Regions from separate parts of the Homo sapiens genome. Here region 2 is linked to region 1. A link is an interaction called in ENCODE POLR2A ChIA-PET data of the cell type or tissue named here. Cell type or tissue: Panc1. All regions are shown on one strand. Region 1 overlaps FAF1 (Fas associated factor 1). Region 2 overlaps FAF1 (Fas associated factor 1).

Region 1 (5,000 bases):
CATGGTGGCGGGAGCCTGTACTCTCAGGCACTCGGGAGGCTGAGGCAGGAGAACTGTTTGAACCCGGGAGGCAGAGGTTGCAGTGAGCTGAGATTGAGCCGCTGCACTCCAGCCTGGGTGAGACTCAGTCTCAAACAATACATATATATTCATATATATATATATACACACACACACTATATATATTCATATACACACATATATTCATATATACACATATATATTCATATGTATACATATATTCATATATACATATATTCATATACATATGAATTAGTTCTTCAAAGTATTTTTTATTTTATAGCCAAATTTTAACCCTCCCCAAATACATGCTTGCAGTCTGTCTTTTTTTCTAATTATAAATGACAAAGAATAAGACATTTTAAGAGTATTGGAAGCTATAAAACCTGTTATGGGACCTTGGGTCAGTAACCAAGAGTCTTAACATCTCCTTTTGTAAAATATAGGTACGACCAACTAAATGGCCTCTCAGATCCCTTCTAGCCCTAATGGGCTATGATCTTCATACATCACTAAGGAGATTTGGTTATGTCACCTGCAGACTCCTTGCTCTGCATGTGACACACCCAGTAACACAAGTGAACGAGATTCAAACTACAGCTTTACTGTTTTTATCTTTTATTCACTCAGTTTGTAAAATACAATTCTCTTGTGTTTTAAGAAGAACAATTAATATGAGACATTTTTTAAAAACCATATCTCAAGCTTGTCATCGTCCTCACAAGACACTGATGTAATTTCATCCAGATTTGGGAATGCTACCGGATATTAGCACTGACTACACTGCACTGATGATCTTTTTAATCTGTGTATTTGTATGTCAAGATGTATCCAACTGTACACTTAAAAAATGTATGGTTTATTACAGGTCAATTATACTTCAATAAGGCAGTATTCAGTGCTATTAATATATGCATTTATATCCTCATATAAAGTATTGCTTTTTTTTTTTTTTTTTGAGACAGAGTCTCACTCTGCCACCCAGGCTGGAGTGCAGTGGTGTGATCTCAGCTCACTGCAACCTCCGTCTCCCAGGTTCAAACGATTCTCCTGCCTCAGCCTCCTGAGTACCTGGGACTACAGGTGCATGCCACCAAGTCCGGCTAATTTTTGTATTTTTGTAGAGATGGGGTTTCATCATGTTGCCCAGGCTGATCTTGAACTCCTCACCTCAAGTGATCTGCCCGCCTCGGCTTCCCAAAATGCTGGGATTACAGATAGGAGCCACCTCACCCAGCCTAAAGTATTGCTTTTTGACATATATATACATACACCCATGAAACCATTCCGTATTTTAAAAAGCAGTTGTATAATAACTGCTACTATTAAGAGCTCAGTATGTATTGTTATTACACAAAGTGCTTTACACGCACTACCCCACTTAATTCTCACAATAACTCTGCCAGGTAAGGATTATAATCCCCACTTTAGAGATGAGGTTACTAAATCTCACACAGAATAAGAAGGTTGCCCAAAGTCAAACAGGTACTGACTGGTGAACCAAAATTAAAACTCAGGCACTTTATCTCACAACCATTTAAAAAGTATCCAATCGAACAACTATTAAGGCTCTAAGATATCTTGTCTTACTATCTGATAACCAGTAATTACTTTCTTTGGCTTAATTAAAACAGCTACTCCTAGATACCATCCATTAGTCAGAAACTACATAGTAAGTGCTTAACATATGTCTACCATACATGACAACTCTGTAAATTAAAGACTATCGTGATTGTACAAATCATAAAACAACCTTAGAGTAGTGGAGTAACCTGTCCAAGATAAATCAGGTACCAGATGGCAAACCAGATTTAACTCCAAAAGCCATGGAGTTTTCTATTACATCACATTTCCAACGTAGATAAGGTTTTTTATAGTAAGGAGTCCTGAAGATGACTTCTAGAATACCCCTTTTAAATTTTCAGATGCTTACTGTTCAGCTAAATAGATTACTGAGGTAGTTTTAAACCGAACTGAGTCATGAGGCTAAAATTTCATTTACTGCCAACCAAAGCGCAACTCTAAAAAGCTTATTTTTATTCACAATCCGAGGTTTCTTCTGCCCTTCCCCCAGCCATTTTTTTTGTCACTTATGTGCTAGAAAAGTCACACAGAGCTTTAATTTGTGGCAGGTTGAAGCAAGCTTATCAAGAATGCTAGTTACCAAGTGTACATGCACTTGTCTGGACTAGCCCACTGCCACATTCTTGTAGCAGGGTTAAACAGCAGTTTAGTCACCTCATAAAAAAGCACACTGTTAAAAAGGAAGTGACTAATAATATTCTGGAACCAACAGAATATTAAAAGACATGTGCAGGTCAAGATCAATTATCAACAAAACTCCTGTGTAAATAGCTCAAAAAACTGTGTTCTCTGCCTGGCCTTGCTGCGTTATAGTCCTCAATTGATTTGGCAAGTTGGTAAAGTTTAATGAAATAAACACCAACAGTTACAAGTTCTCAGGCTTTTTGCTATGTACATAAACACAAACACTACCATGTAAGCAACCGGAGCTGGAAGAAACAAGGATGGCTGCTATACATGGCTTCATTTTACACACAAGATACTAGATTTGGAAGAGTCCTCAGAATTCATCAGTTGCTTGTATCCCAACCAGGAGATCTTGAAGCCTTAGCTGAGTCAAGTGCTACTGCCATATCTTCCACCACTCAGCATCTCCCTTGCCCCATTCCAAGCTAGTAATAAGAATTTCCAGAGAGAAGGTATCAGCAGCCTTCTCTTAAACTTCTATCAGTGATCCCACCATCCCCAACAGATTCCAAATGAAAGGCAGTTTCTCCTCACAAGATAAGGGTCTAATCCTCTCACTTAACAGGAAAAGAAACTGAGGTATAGAGAGGTAAAGTGTTTGTCCCAAGTCTCACATCTGCTTAATGATAGCACAAGCATGTTCTCTTCTTGACTCCTAATCTCGGTTTTTCTTTTTCTTCTTTTTTTGTTTTTTGAGACAGTCTTGCTTTGTTACCCAGACTGGAGTGCAGTGGTACAATCACGGCCGACTGCCACCTCGATCTCCCAGCATCAAGCAATCCTCCCACCTCAGCCTCCTGTGTGGCTGAGTCTGCAGGTGCATGCTGCCATGCCCAGCTAATTCTTTAATTTTTTGTAGAAATGAGGGTCTCCTTATTTTTTGTAGAGATGGAGTCTCATCATGTTGCCCAGGCTGGTCTTGAGCTCCTGGGCTCCCCCTTTTGGCCTCTCAAAGTGCTGGGATTACAGGTGTGAGCCACCACACCCAGCCAGCTATGTGTTTTTTAAAGATGTTACAGTTAATTGTAAAATACTAACAAATATCTTGATTTAATTATCTCATATTTTCTTTTTAAAAGCTTTTGGAAATATATATAGTAATTTTAAATGCTCCTGACTTACTTTTTTGGTTTCTTTCATTTAATCTGGTGGGACTCTCAAAATCAAGGAGAATCACCTGATGCTATTTTCCACATTATAATTACCCACTTTTATGCTTCCTTATACTGTCCCAACATTATCTTGAGATTTTGGCTATCAAACAGAGGTTGCTCAATATAAAAGGTTTTTTTGTTTGTTTGTTTTTTTAATCTTCTAGGGCATTTCATCCCCTAAAACCAGATTATGTCATAGCGAGATAAAGAGCTGCTCACTGTAACAGAATTAGCACAATTTCTAAATGGATATGCTTTTATAACTAAACACAGACATCAATATTCTTGTACTTCATTACTTATTGATTTTAGTGAGTACACTAGAAGAGGTTCTGAAGTATTTTACGTCATTAAAATACTTCTGAAGAGCATTAAGTTACACAATAAGAAATACAACCCAGACCAGCCTAACACTGTCTAATGGCATAGTCCCTCATACCTTTTTAGAGAGAATGGTCAACTTTACCTATATAAAAAAGTACTATCCTCAGGTAAGTAAGTGCTCAAGATGTTATTTGTAAGGCAACTTTAAACCAAAGTTATTTCAGCTCAATCAAGAACTCTGTTTCAAAGTCAACTTTTTTTTTTTTTCACAGAGGCCAATAATCCACACTGTGAATTAAAATAGCCCTTCTTTCACAGTTCCTATCACTACAGCTTTATGCCATTTAGTTGCTTATGAGCACCCTCTGGTGGAGGGCAGAAGAGGGAAAAGAACATATTAAACACATTGCCTATAACCAGTAAGAAGGGTGAGGGGGAAAGAGAGATCTGGAATATGTGCAGATTTCTCTTGACTCTGCTTTTCTTCCTCATATTATTTGATAATTTAGAACTATTTGTTGAATGTTATACTAACCATATAGTTACTCAGAGTTGATAACTTATTCAATAAATATTAAGTTATTATATGTCAGGCACTTGGATCCAAATAACCTGGCCTTGGAGCCAGGCTTTGATAACTAATGTCATTTCTCAGGAAAGCTGCTTATCTCAAAACATCTCAGTTTCCTTGTCTGAGAAATGGGAATAATATCTTTGTTGACAGCAATAAAGAGATAAGTGAAAAAATATGTAGCATAGTGGACTAGATTTTCAACTTTAAAAAAATAAAAATCACACACCACCTCATCTTTGTGTCCTTGCCAGAAGGATTATCATATAGGTGTTTTCAGTTGCAATGCCCAATTATTTTTAAGAATCTAAGCCTAGATGACAGAATTGGTATCATTTAAGTATTTTATATCAACTTATGTCAATTAAATTTAACTGTATTAGTATATGTTCTAAAACATATAACAACCAAATATATTATTCAGTCTTTTCCATACCAAAGATATCCAAATGATGCCGACCAATGTTAAAGAAAAATTTCTTCCTAAGTGAACAAATTTAAATTATAAAGAGAGAAGGGTTTCTTATCATTTCCCACATAACATTCTTGTGAGTGCCAACCTGTGGAGAGCATTTTTGTTTAGATATATTGTAGCTGTGAGAGTTGCTTTTTTTTTTTTTTTTTTTTTTTTTTTGAGACGGAGTTTCACTCTTGTTGCC
Region 2 (5,000 bases), 100 kb before region 1:
ATGCAAAATATTCACTGCAGAGTACATTGAAATAAGTTGGTATTTATGAAAAAGAAAGTCATAGTGACAAAACCATAGACTGAGAGAAAAATCTTTGCAAATCACATTTCAAGTAAAAGACTTGTATCTAAAACACATAAAGAACTTTCAAAATACAAAAATAAAAGGACCCCAATTTTAAAATGGAGAAAAGATTTGCAGACACTTCATCAAAAGACACATAGACAGCAAATAAGCATGTCGAAAAATAAATGCTGTCTCATTAATCGTCAAGAAAATGCAAACTAAAACCACAGTGAGACACTACTACACACCTATTAGAATGTCTCAGTTTAAAAGACTAACCAGGCCAGGCGCAGTGGCTCACGCCTGTAATCTCAGCACTTTGGAAGGCCAAGGCAGGCGGATCACGAGGTCAGGTCAAGACCATCCTGGCTAATATGGTGAAACCCTGTCTCTACTAAAAATACAAAAATTTAGCTGGGCGTGGTGGCAGGCACCTGTAATCCCAGCTACTCGGGAGGCTGAGGCAGGAGAATGGCATGAACCCAAGAGGTGGAGACTGCAGTGAGCCGAGATTGCACCACTGCACTCCAGCCTGGGTGACAGAGCAAGACTCCGTCTCAAAAAAAAAAAAAAAGAAAAGACTAACTATACAAAATGTTGATGAGGATGTGGAGGCACTGGAACTCTCTTATACACTGCTGTTGGGAACGTAAAATGGTAAAACTACTTTGGAAAACACTTCGGCAGTTTGTTAGAAAGTTATGCATCTATCTACTGTATGTATGATCCAGTCATTCCAGTCTTAAGTAAGTAGTTACCCAAGACAAATGACCATATTACCATATGCCTATATAAAATGTGTACACAAATGTTCATAGCAGCTTTATTTGTAATAGCCAAAAACTAGGAAATAATCCAAATATCCATCAACAGGTGAACATTCAAAAAATTGTGAAAAATATAAACACTATAGAAAGCAGCAGTAGTGGCTTTTATTGTACAGAGCAGACAGGTGTGGTAACCTCTGTTGTAATGTAACTATTTATCATCATAAGATTTCAAAAAATAGGCATAATAAGCCCTTTATCAGTGGCTTTCACATCAACTTTAAGCCAATCATAACTGGGTTTGGAGAACTGAGTTCTCTAATAAAGACCAACTCTCAGTTAGAGACTCAAAGGAAGAGTGTGCTTAGAACTGAGTGACTTAGGGTCAGCAACACAAGGCAGACTCTTAAAACCCAAGAAGACAGCAAGGAAATGCAAGGTTACATGAGACTGCTCAGCCTCACTCCTAAAACAGGATATGGAGAGAAGAAACAATTTAGTGAGAACTGAAACTACCCATTCATAGCTTAGCCCGCTTGATTTTATTAGCAAAAATTATGATGGTCACATACAGGGTTGTATCAAAGACTGACAGTCTTTTCACTGGAGACTGGGGGCACATGAGCATTCCGAGTGAATTAGGTAAAAGTACAGTATTGGTTTCATTGACTGTTTGACAGGAACTAAGGTCAGGCAGTTGACTCACAAGTATAAATTGTATAACCATATCATAGTGCTCAGTGGCTGCTGGAGGCTGGACTTGCCGTATATGTCAGCAGCCTGTTTTAAGATCCAGGTTAGCTAATAATAAAGTGTTGGGGTCTGTTGGAATACTGTATTTTAGTATAGCTGAATATTCAAGCTTTCTTAGGTGTATGTGTGCATGATGGGCTACTCAGAAAGAAAAATACAATATATTGTATTTGAGCTATTTTGCTGTGTTTTTAAACTTTTTTTTTCTAATTTAAAGAAACAGGGTCTCACTCTGTCACTCAGGCTGCAGTGCAGTGGCATGACCATAGCTCACTGCAGTTTTAAACTCCTGGGCTCAAGTGATTTTTTTTTCCTGCCTCAGCCTCTGAGGAGCTTGGATTACAGGTGTGCACCACCATGTCAGGCTAATTATTCTAATTATTATATTAAAAATGTTTTTAGAGATGGGGTCTCGCTATGTTGTTCAGGCTGGTCTCAAACTCCTGGCCTCAAGCAGTCCTCCTGCTTTAGCCTCCTGAGTAGCTGGGATTACAGGTATGAGCCACTGCACCTTGCTCTTATTTTTAAAAAGGCAGTTATGCAAAATTTTTAAATATAAAGGTTAAATTATCCTATTAACACTGTTAATAATTGCTAAATGGTAGTTGTGCAATATTGCAAATACAGTAAATGCCACTGAATTGTATACACTACAGTGGTTAACTGTATCTTATGTAAATTCCATTTCCATAAAAAATTGTATAGATATTGTTAATGGGCCAGGTGCAGCAGCTCACACCTGTAATCTCAGCACTTTGGGAGGCAAAGGTAGAATTGCTTGAGGCTAAGAGTTTGAGAACAGCCTAGGCAACACAGCAAGACCCCTGACTCTACCAAAAATTTAAAACAATTAGCTGGGTGTAGTAGTGTGTGTCTGTAGTCCCAGCTATAGGAGCCTGAGGAGACTCACTTGGGCCCAAGAGTTTGAGGCTGCAGTGAGGTATGACTGCACCACTGCATTCCAGCCTGGGCAACAGAGTGATTCCCTGTCTCTTTAAAAAAAAAAAAAAAATTGCTAAAACCAAAACAAAAAAAAAAGTAACATGGTGGTATATCCATGTGGTGGAATACTATTCAGCAAGTAAAAGGAATGAATTATTGATATATGCAACAATGTGGAGAATCTCAAAATAATTACACTGAATGAAAGTAGCCAGACTAATGAGTATATACCATATGGTTTAATTTTTAATAAAATTCTAGAAAACGCAAACAAATCTATGCTGACAGAAAGTTCAGTGGATATGTGGGACTTGGCTTGACAGACAGAGACAGCAAAGAGGGATGACAAAGGTACAAGAGGAAGCCCTTGAGAGTGATAGTTCACTATTTTGATTGTGGTAAGGATTTCATGGGTGTATACATATGTCAAAACTTGTCAAATTATATACTTTACATAGGTGTGGTTTATTGTATATCAATTGTACCTCAATATACATTTAGAAAATAAATGATTAATACTGCAAAAAATTAATAGATGGATGACACAGTAGCTTGGACATAGGTAAAGGGAGAATTAATGAAATGTGAGTAATCTCAAGAAGTTATCTAAATTGCAACACAGAAAGATACAGAGAAATAAAATATGACAGAGAAGTTAAGAGATGTGGAAGATACAGTCAAGAGTATCCAATATGCATCTACTAGGAAGCCTAAAAGAAGAGAATACAGTGGATTAAGCAATACCTAAAGAGATCATGTTTTTGAATTTTCTAGTATAGATGAAAGACAAGTACCCAACATCAATTTCAATGAAACAGTAGCTTGGACATAGGTAAAGGGAGAATTAATGAAATGTGAGTAATCTCAAGAAATTATCTAAATTGCAACACAGAGATACAGAAAAATAAAATATGAAAGAGAAGTTAAGAGACATGGAAGACACAGTCAAGAGTATCTAATATGCATCTACTAGGAAGTCTAGAAGAGAATACAGTGGATGAACCATACCTAAAGAGATCATGTTTTTGAATTTTCTAGTATAGATGAAAGACAAGTACCCAACATCAATTTCAAATGGTAACACCCAGTTTTAAAGAAACTCCTAAACTGAATAAACAAATAAATTGGTTGTCCTCATCATAGTCAAGGACTAGATCACTGAAGCCACCTCACCTATAGAATACCAGCCCTGATTCTTAATGCTGCTGATCCAATGATAAGACCCTGGATGACTAGGTTATAGTAATAGAAATAGTACTTAGAACCTTGTTAACCAAAGTATGGTCCAAGGACAAGCAGTATTGAAATCAATTTGGAGCTTGTCACAAAAGGAGAATCTTGGGCCCCACACTTCAGAATAACTGCATCAGAAATATGAACTTTAATAAGACCTCCAGGTGACTCCTATCATATGCAGATTAAATTTTGAAAAGCACTGCTTGTAAGACTGTAGAAGTCTTCTGAGTGGGGGATCTTACTGATCTTATAGAAAGCAAGAATATTTTGATTAAGGTAATATATCTAACACTGCTGAAGAGTGGTTGGGATGTTATTTTTGCTTTCAGGAAAGACATGAATGGGGGAAGTTAATCCACACTGGGGGAGAAGAATGGTTAAATACCAGAACTGGGACCTAATCCTTTAGCAGCCAGTCAGGAGTTTGGAAGACAAGACCTGGGCTTTTGAACAGACACCTCACAATAGGTTCCCAAATGGACATGGAAATTCCTTACACAGGAACATGTTCACTGAGAGCATACATTCTGAGAAAGGCAATAGAGAGAGACAGCCAAACACCTATTCCTCTCCAAAATGGCAGCCTTGTTATGTGGTATATCCAGCTAAATGGTCTAGAGAATTTTGGGGGTGTGTGTATGTGAGTGTAACAAAGAGATGATATAATGGTCACTGATAAAAGCTGAATACTATGTTCTGTGGATACTTCTCTGGTCAGGATTCCTTCCTGAAAGGAGACAGATAAGACAATAGAAAAATGCTTACTTTCAATCACAGGTTAGTAAACTATGTATGGTCTTTGGGCCAAAACTGATTTGTGGCCTGTTTTTGTAAATAAAACTTTATTGAAACATGGCTATATTCATTCATTTGCATATTGTTTATGGCTGCTTTTGTGCTACAATGACAGAGTTAAGTAGCTGTGACAGAAAGTATATGGTCCCCAAGGCCAAAAATATTTACTATCTAGCCCTTTATAGAAAAACTTTGCTGACCTTTAAAATCAATATAAATGTTGGTTTCAGCCTTCTAAACTTTCAACTTTCACTAAGCAGGGAATAAAATCCTAATGGGATTTAAAGTTTAGAAAATCTAGGGAGAGCTTCAGGAAAAGGAAAGGTCAAATGGAAAGAGTAACTAATCTGTTCATTACAAAAAAATCAGAAGCTATAATTTAGTTCTGACACTAGTGTGAAAGATTTAAAGTCAAAGGTCTCAGAGCAGCCTTTACATGTG

The links. ChIA-PET counts read pairs that join two places held together with the same protein. Peaks named below come from ENCODE experiments on the same cell type or tissue, not always from the same donor. Only the 100,000 strongest peaks of a DNase experiment are listed, where the experiment ranks them.
Region 2: POLR2A ChIA-PET joins it to region 1 with 10 read pairs; 2 of 35 experiments call an interaction of 5 or more read pairs at or near these places.

The regions. Positions count from the first base shown.
Region 1 is chr1:50,601,542-50,606,541 of GRCh38, forward strand. All of the region lies in intron 8 of FAF1 (Fas associated factor 1), which reads right to left. Among named protein-coding and RNA genes, the nearest start is that of FAF1-AS1, 160 kb to the left of the region's middle. RefSeq lists an enhancer at 1,805-3,004. In Panc1, CTCF peaks have their summits at 3,189 (motif pointing left), 4,152 (motif pointing left) and 4,384; DNase peaks (open chromatin) are centred at 2,480 and 4,120; H3K27ac peaks cover 1,465 bases.
Region 2 is chr1:50,501,036-50,506,035 of GRCh38, forward strand. The region is part of intron 15 of FAF1 (Fas associated factor 1); the gene reads right to left. Among named protein-coding and RNA genes, the nearest start is that of FAF1-AS1, 62 kb to the left of the region's middle. In Panc1, no CTCF peak of the experiment used is centred here; no DNase peak of the experiment used is centred here.